3 separate regions of the Homo sapiens genome follow, and regions 1 and 2 are each linked to region 3. A link is a contact called in ENCODE Hi-C or POLR2A ChIA-PET data. All regions are on one chromosome and are shown on one strand. Each heading gives the region's core, a stretch centred on a gene start or an enhancer-like site at or near the end of the contact. The rest is flanking DNA. Distances are from core to core; before and after follow the strand shown. Region 1 holds the start of ACSF2 (acyl-CoA synthetase family member 2). Region 2 holds the start of EME1 (essential meiotic structure-specific endonuclease 1). Region 3 holds the start of CACNA1G (calcium voltage-gated channel subunit alpha1 G).

The links. Hi-C counts contacts between places; a loop is a spot of excess contacts on that map. ChIA-PET counts read pairs that join two places held with the same protein, here RNA polymerase II (POLR2A). Pooled maps may share reads with other maps.
Region 1: a loop to region 3 is called in a map of CD4-positive, alpha-beta T cell, with 2.6 times the contacts of the local background. The contact joins the promoter of ACSF2 here to the promoter of CACNA1G in region 3. A Hi-C loop is called at or near these places in 1 of 168 maps with a recorded cell type or tissue (CD4-positive, alpha-beta T cell) and 2 of 50 pooled maps. POLR2A ChIA-PET finds 5 or more read pairs at or near these places in 1 of 52 experiments (Panc1).
Region 2: a loop to region 3 is called in a pooled map, with 2.9 times the contacts of the local background. The contact joins the promoter of EME1 here to the promoter of CACNA1G in region 3. A Hi-C loop is called at or near these places in 3 of 50 pooled maps. POLR2A ChIA-PET finds 5 or more read pairs at or near these places in 4 of 52 experiments (AG04449, H1, HepG2 and 1 more).

The regions. Positions count from the first base shown.
Region 1 is chr17:50,424,839-50,427,538 of GRCh38, forward strand. ACSF2 (acyl-CoA synthetase family member 2) reads left to right here and starts at 1,380. Exons shown (of 16, transcript NM_025149.6): 1 at 1,380-1,551. The coding sequence starts at 1,424. RefSeq lists an enhancer at 912-1,456 and a silencer at 1,193-1,512.
Region 2 is chr17:50,371,969-50,374,701 of GRCh38, forward strand. It overlaps EME1 (essential meiotic structure-specific endonuclease 1), which reads left to right and starts at 1,261. Exons shown (of 9, transcript NM_152463.4): 1 at 1,261-1,309. MRPL27 (mitochondrial ribosomal protein L27) reads right to left here and starts at 1,216. Exons shown (of 4, transcript NM_016504.3): 1 at 1,163-1,216. The coding sequence starts at 1,202. RefSeq lists enhancers at 750-1,219, 1,360-1,579.
Region 3 is chr17:50,559,265-50,561,964 of GRCh38, forward strand. It overlaps CACNA1G (calcium voltage-gated channel subunit alpha1 G), which reads left to right and starts at 1,451. Exons shown (of 38, transcript NM_018896.5): 1 at 1,451-2,437. The coding sequence starts at 2,196. It overlaps CACNA1G-AS1 (CACNA1G antisense RNA 1), which reads right to left. Exons shown (of 2, transcript NR_038439.1): 1 at 2,664-2,700. RefSeq lists enhancers at 1,001-1,050, 2,410-2,700 and a silencer at 1,271-1,650.

The sequences.
Region 1 (2,700 bases), core at 130-2,629, 130 kb before region 3:
AGCCACGGCTGGGAACCCAGACTTGTGAATGCCCCAGCCCTCCACATTCCCTGGTCCGCTATCAAAGACAGTTAGTCTAATTAGGAAAGCACACCCTTGCAGGCCCAGCCTCCGGTGATCTCTTTGTTCCTCTGTCTCTTCCTGCCCCAACCCCACAGAAACTGAAGTGTGGGGACCCTCCCTAGGAACCGGGGTTCCAGGGAGGATTTGAGGTCACGCTCAAGATCATAAAGAGGCCCAGCATGGACTCCTTCTCATGACCCAAGTGGAGCCAGAGTTCCCAGATAAGGGCAAAGGTCACCTCAGGCCAGGCTCCACTCTCAGCCACCCCTTCTGCCTGGCAGGGTTTACTTCATCTCCTCCAGTCAGGAGAGGGGAGGTCACACTGCCAGGGCCTTTGCCCCATTCTTCTCCAGCTCCTTCTCTAGAGGAAGAGTCATGGCTAGGCCGAGGCAGTGTGGACCTGGAACAGGTATAAACTGTGCTACTCTTTGGTGCCCAGTGCCACTTTTCCTAGCCAGGACCAGAGCTATCACCTTCTCTGTCCCGCAGCTCTGCCCAGGTCTTAGTACCCCACTCACCCCTGGGCCTCAGGAACCCTAAGGAGGGGCATAGGGTTGCTTTCCATTCACACCTGGGGCAGCACAGGGAACTGTGCCACAGGCCCCAAGACAGGCAGATGGAGGATGAAATACACAGGTCCCAGTCCCTGAGGCCACCTTACGTGTCCGGCCCCCAACCCTGTGCAGAAGGTCAAGGCAGAGGCGCCGAGGAGGGATGGGAGGATGCCTCCTGTGAGATGGGGTACAACTGGTGTTCCTTCTGAAGCTGACATCTGGCCTCAGCTGGGACTCTGGCGCCAGCGGGCCCGCAGGGGGCTCACCCGCGACACCCTTTGTTCTGGCTGCCTCCCCAACCCCGCGGGGCCCTCTGCTCCAGCTGGCATGCCTCAAGGACGCTTCGCGCCTGCTCCTTTGGCCCCCGGCTCGCAAGTAGCGGGGCCAGCACGTGACCCGAGGGGGCAGGGGATGGATGGATCTTGACCTTGCCATCTGGCCCCTCACGGATGTGCTGCTGGCTCTCCCTCTAGGAAATCAACAAATTTTTGCGCTTCTAACATCCAGGCCCCTGAGGATGGTCGCGAGGAAGATCTGTTTCGGACTGCAGCTGGGGCCTTCGGATCCAGAGGAAACCAGGGCTATTCTTCGAGGGTGGGAGGGGGAGGGCCGCGGGGTCGGAGGGGAAGGTGGCCCCGCGCGAAGTCGCCGCCGCCGCGCCCCGCCCCGCCCCGCCGGCGGAGACCGAATCCGCCGCACCCCATAGGCAGAGGCCACCCTCCCCGCCTCCCCGCCCGCTGCGCGCCCGCCCCGCCCCGGCTCACTTTAAAAGTTTACTCGGGCCGGGACGCAGGGCAAAGCGAGCCATGGCTGTCTACGTCGGGATGCTGCGCCTGGGGAGGCTGTGCGCCGGGAGCTCGGGGGTGCTGGGGGCCCGGGCCGCCCTCTCTCGGAGTTGGCAGGAAGCCAGGTTGCAGGGTGTCCGCTTCCTCAGGTACTGGCCCCCCGCGGGAAGAGAGGGGGCGGGGCAGTTCCCCGGGAGAGGAACTTGGAGGTCCCGGCGAGCTTCGGAAGCCCCACCTCTGGACGAGTGCACTGGGGGGAAGGTACCCGCCCCTCCCCCGCCCCCCGCCAGCACCTAGGCAATAGGAAAAGCTGGCTTGGCCTGGTGGACTTGGGTGGGGAGGGGGCTTTGGTTGGTGGCTGCAGTGACTTCGAGTTCTGGTCCAAGACTCTCGATTCCTTCTCCTTTATGGGCACAGAGGGCAAGGAGTGTGGGCTTTAAGGAGAATATTCCGATGGGGAGGGGCAAGGGCCAAGGCCTGGGCTGTACCCCCAGGACACTGCCTCTGAGTTGGAACCCCTTCATGGGCAAACTTGGGGATCAGCCCCAGTCTCCCCGACCCAGGCCACTAAACTTAGCAGTCTCCTGTCTCCTCATCAGCTGCTCACTAACATGGCTTTAATTCTTTGCTGCCTACTCCTGGGCCTATTTCCTTCTGTCCTCAGTGCAAGGGGTGGGATGGAAGCTGGCAGGCAGAGGATTTCAGTTCCCAGTAGCTTCACTGCCTCTGCAGCAGCACAGTAAGTAAAGCTGCCTTCCCGGTGTGACCAGTCCTTGGGAGGACCCCGTGAGATGGCAAATGTGAAAGTGCTTGAGACACAGAGAGCAGGCTGCCACTCATGTTATCAGGGCTGTTAGCTTCAGCAGCACCACTGGGGAGCCCTGTGCACTACTGAGCCTGTCCTACCACTCAACTCGGCCAGATACTAAGTCTATGGTCAGGACAGCACTTTCAGCAACATCAGATGGGGTGTGGGCCTGGACATGGAAAAGGGAGAAGTCAGAACAAAGCTGTGTCTCAGAGAACTAGATTTGTTTTTGTTTTTAAAAAGGCTAAGTAGGAAGAGTTGGAGGGACATGCAGACTCCTTTTTGGCTAGAACTCCAAGATCACACTTTCTGAACTTGCTGATTTCTGAATGCTAGAAAGCATGCAATGCCTTAACATCACTCTGCCTAATTTGCTGAGAAAACTAAGTGGATCAAGGCTGGTCAGTAGATGGGATTGAGATGAGGACAGTGGGGTCCTCTTCCCAGTGACCCTGGGAAGTCACTCACTACTTCCCAGGGTCTCCCTAGA
Region 2 (2,733 bases), core at 11-2,510, 190 kb before region 3:
CTGTCCTCACATATTGTTCACCAGCAAGCTCTGTGGATGCTAACTCCAAAACAGATCTCAAATTCATCCGTTTTCCTCCAAGTTCACTGCCACCACAAACATCTTGGCTAAATCATCTCTCCTCAGGGCTATTACGACTTTCCATTTGATTTCCTCATTTCCACTCCTATCCCCTTTAAATTTACATAAGAGCAATAGTTTGCTTCTCAAAATGTAAAACTGGCTCAAGTCACTCTCCTGTCCCTCACTCTACACAGGTCTAGGTCTCCTGTCATTCTTTTTTTTTTGGGGGGGGGGGATAGGGCCCCATTCTGTCACCCAGGCTGGAGTGCAGTGGTATGAACATAGCTCACTGCAACCTCGACCTCCCGAGCTCAGGTGATCCTCCCACCTCAGCCTCCTGAGTATCTGAGACCACAGGCAAGCGCCACTACACCCAGCTAATTTTTGTATTTTTTGTAGAGATGGGGTTTTGCCATGTTGCCCAGTCGGTCTTGAACTCCTGGGCTCAAGCGATCCGCCCACCTAGGCCTCCCAAAGTGTTGGGACTACAGGCGTGAGCCATCACGCCCCGCCTGTCATTCTTTAGGTTTTAAATGTTATCTCCTCAGAAGCCTTCCTTCACCGTCCAATCTAAAAAAAGACACACACACAGACACACATTATCCTTCTTCACAGCACTTGCCAGTCTACATCTACTTTATATGTTCATTTATTGCCTTATGCACCAGAGAGAACCGTTCGGGGGCTAGAAGCCAAGTCTTCACGTTTTCTGCTGATTTTCCGAACACCTACCGCCGTGTCTAGCACAAAGTAAGACCTCAATCTGCTGAATCAATAGATTAATTTTTTCAACCCCAATATGCCAATGTTACTAATACTTCTACAGAGAAAGGACCCACCCAAATCCCCAACCGCCAAGGAACCCGTCCGTGCTGCTGAGGCAGGAGAAAGACAAGTGCTCTTCAAACGCCCTCACTCACGGCTCCACCCAGGATGTGTCACGTGACCAGCGACACCGTCCCTCAAACCTGGAGTACCCCACACACTTCCCCTCGCATCCAAGGTCCTCCGCGGGGATCAGTGTCACCTCCTTCCCTCCCTGCTGGAGCTCCACTCTGCCTCCCCGCCTCACCCCGCTCTGACTACTGCGTCCCATTACCGGCTGTCCGGGTCCTCAGCGCCAACACCACCGACGCCATGCTTTCGATCACTCACTTCCGGTCTCGAAAAGTTTCTACTTCCGCTATCAGGAGATCTACTTCCGGGCCCTGCGTGGCAGTTGAAAGAGTGGCGGGAGAAGTTGCAGGTGAGCGTCCCCGGTCGCAGGCCTGCGGATTGGGCAGGGCTTCCCTCCTGAACACCGCTCTGCAGAATCTTGGTGGCTAAGGTGTCCAGGAGCCTCTGCAGCGGACCGCCAGCCTGAGAGGCGCAGAGCTTGTCGGGCAGGGGCCCGCTTGTCCCACTCCCCTGATTTGCAGATGTCAACGGAGGCCCAGCGAAGGGTCAGAGATGAGGCCCCCTCCCTAGTCATTCAACTTACTCTACTTAGCCAGCTGTGTGCCAGATGCTGTACTAAGCGCGGTGGATGCATTATTTTATTTAATTCTCACTACCTTATAAAATGGGTGCTGTTACCATCCCTGTTTTACTAAGGAAGAAACTGAGGCCTAGGCAGGTTACATGTCTCCTTCTGGGTCATACCTACAGTGTTAGTAAATGTTCAAGAAATGATTAGCTTTGCATATGACCCAGCAATTCTACTCCTAGGTATATACACGAAAGGGATTTGAAAACATACCCCCACAAAAACTTGTATGTCAGTGTTCATAGCAGCATTATTCATAACAGGCAAAAAAAGGAAACAAATTAAATGTCCAAGTGATGAATGGATAAACAAAATGTAGCATATCCATACAGTGGAATATTATTCAGTCATGAAAAGCAATTAACTACTGATACAGGCTACATCATAGATAAACCTTGAAAACAAGCTGAGTGAAAAAAGTCAATCACAAAAGGCCACATAGTGTATGATTCTATTTATATGAAATATCCAGAATAGGCAAATGCATAGAGACAGATTTATGGTTGCCAGGAGCTGGGGAGGGAGGGAAAGGACAGTGACGGCTTAATGGCTGCAGGAATTCTTTTTGAGGTGATAAAATAGTGATGATGGTTGCACAACATTGTGAATATACTAAAATCTACTGAATGTACACTTTTAAAAGGATATTATGCTGTGCAAATTATATCTCTATTTTTATTTTTATTTTATTTTTCTTTTGAAGCAGGGTCTCACTCTGTCACCCGGGCTGGAGTGCAGTCGTACAATCACAGCTCACTGCAGCCTTGACCTCCCAGGCTCAAGCAATCCTCCCACCTCAGCCTCCTGAGTATCTGGGACTACAGGTGTGAGCCACCATACCCAGCTAATTTTTGTATTTTTTTGTAGAGACGAGTTCTCACTATGTTGCCCAGGCTGTTCTCGAACTCCTGGGCTCAAGTGATCCTTCTGCTTTGGCCTCCCAAAGTGCTGGGATTATACGCATGAGCTACCATGCCCAGCCTATATCTCAATTTTTAAAAAGAACAGTTTTTGGCCAGGTGCAGTGGTTCACACCTGTAATCTCAGCACTTTGGGAGGCCAAGGCGGGCGGATCACTTGAGGTCAGGAGTTCAAGACTAGCCTGGCGAACATGATGAAAACGCATCTCTACTAAAAATACAAAA
Region 3 (2,700 bases), core at 201-2,700:
CGCAAGCGCCCCAAAATCTCCGGAGAGGGAACTGACTGACCCACTAGGTTCCGCCGTGTCTACCTCTCGCAGATGTTGGGGAAGTGCTTCCCGGCGTCTAATCCTCGCTGTTCCCCCCTCCACCGGCGCCCAGCACACCCGCGGCGCTCCGCTCCCGGGTACCCACAGCTTTCTGGAGTGGCGCCGGCGGCAGGAGAGAGCTAGAGCCGACTGAGCCCCAGAACTCGGGGAGGTAGGCGGGGCAAGGGCCGGGGTCTGCGCGTGCGTGTGCACGCGTGGAAAGCACAAACCCACGAGGGCCCGCTGCCGGTAGGGTTAAGGTGAGTGAGTGAAGGCGGCAGACCCGCGAAGTTCCAGTTCCGCGGACACTCTTTCCCTAAGCCACATAGGGACTTAAGAGAAACTGAGGCACGAAGTTGGGGGGTGGCGGTGGTGGGGACTTTGAAGGTCGAGTCGATAAAGCCCAGCTCTGTGCTTCCGCCCCCTCCCACACACTCGAGACCCCCACAGGTTCCTTCTTAGGGGTCCTCGCTCTGCTCCGCAGCCCCTCCTGGGGATCCGGGCTCTGCGGTCCAGCGCGACCTGCCTGGGGCCACGTGTTCAAGCACGAAGCCCCTGCGTGGAGTCCACGCCCTTCAAAAGGTCCCTAGGGGCAAAGGGATGAAGCCCAGGAGCGTCAATGTGAGGTCAGGTCCAGCGGGTTAGGGTTACGAGGTCAGGGTCGAAGTCTCAGAATTGACTCGGGAGTATGACCAATAAGCCCAAGAGATTTGTGGAGGCCACGCCCAGACCATGCCTACCCTAGCCTTTCTCGAGCTCCGCCCGTTTCTCCAAGACTGGGCCCCTCCAGCCTGAAGCCCCACCCCCAGGACATCCAGCTCCGCTCCTTCCCTCCCCCAGTCCCGCAGCCAAGCTCAACTCCAGGGTGGGAGATTAACCAGGTGGAGACCTGGGATTTCGCTCTGGGACCCCCTGGTGACAACCCTCACCCCCGTGCCGCCTGTCTCCTTTCTTCCCCAGGCCCGCCCAGAGCTGAGCTCCGTCCTCCGGCTGCTGCCCAAATCAGGGGTCGTGGACAAAGGATGCCTGGGGCCTGCGGCCCTACGCCAGGACCCCGCGCCGAATACTCTGATTCTTCGGGCTCCCTCCAAGGGAGTCCCAAAGACCCCAATGGCCAATAGGAAAGTGGGTTCGGTCTGGGCAGCAGTCTGATTGGCTCCAGCCTTCGGGAGCGGACCCAGGGGCAAGGGGAGGGGAGAGGGGCGGTCCTGGGTTTTGGGGTGGGAATCGGATTCCAGCTGTGGTTCTCTCCCTGCGCTCCCGCCCGCACTGCCACGGCGGACGGCCAATGGGCGCGCGGCTCGGGGCCGGCGGCGTCCGGCGATTGGCTGCGGGGCTGTCTGGGGGCGGGGCCGAGGCTTGAAGTTGAAGTGAGGGATCCAGCTGTGGTGTGCGCGGGGCTCCTCGCCGCCGCTTTCGCTCGCTCGCTCCGCGTCTCGGCCGGAGGAGGAGGCTGTGGCGCCGGCGACAGCTACGGCAGCGGCAGCCACCGCGGCGGCTGCGGCGGCGGCATCTCCGCCTCCACTCCCGCCCGGGACTGCCCCCCACTGTCTCCCCGCCCCTCCCGGACAGTGAGCCCGCGGCGGGGCGGGGGAAGGAGCCGCCCCCACCCCCTCCAAGCCCACCCCTAAAGAGATCCCTCCTCCCCTCCCCCGCCGCCTGGCGCGGAGCCGGGACGATGCTGACCCCTTAGATCCGGCTCCAGCTGCGCCGCGGGAAGAGGGGGCGCCCCTCCCCGGACCCCCGCCCTCCGCCGCTGCCCCCCTTTTCGTTCGCCCTCTCGGGGCGGCTTCGCCGAAGGTAGCGCCGAATCCGGCAACCGGAGCCTGGGCGCGAAGCGAAGAAGCCGGAACAAAGTGAGGGGGAGCCGGCCGGCTGGCCCGGGAAGCCCCAGGGGCGCAGGGGAAGCGGGACTCGCGCCGGGCGGGGTTTCCCTGCGCCCCGGCGCCCCGCGGGCAGCATGCCCCTGCGGGCAGGGGGAGCTGGGCTGAACTGGCCCTCCCGGGGGCTCAGCTTGCGCCCTAGAGCCCACCAGATGTGCCCCCGCCGGGGCCCCCGGGTTGCGTGAGGACACCTCCTCTGAGGGGCGCCGCTTGCCCCTCTCCGGATCGCCCGGGGCCCCGGCTGGCCAGAGGATGGACGAGGAGGAGGATGGAGCGGGCGCCGAGGAGTCGGGACAGCCCCGGAGCTTCATGCGGCTCAACGACCTGTCGGGGGCCGGGGGCCGGCCGGGGCCGGGGTCAGCAGAAAAGGACCCGGGCAGCGCGGACTCCGAGGCGGAGGGGCTGCCGTACCCGGCGCTGGCCCCGGTGGTTTTCTTCTACTTGAGCCAGGACAGCCGCCCGCGGAGCTGGTGTCTCCGCACGGTCTGTAACCCATATCCTTCGGGGCACGACGGCCAGGCGCGGGGTCAGAAGGGGGACGGGCCGCACCGCCGGGGGTCGGGGGGGAAGAAGACCCACCGCCAGGTGAGTCGAAGTGAGCCCGGAGGGTAGGCGGATGGGGGGGGGGCTGCCAGGGAGGGGAGGGGGCACCAGAGTGGGAGCGGAGACGCGAGCAGGTCTCGTCGGTAACCCGGGCTTACCCCACCTGCGTACACACACCTCAGTCTTCCTGGGTTGGGGGGGTGGGGATCCAGGC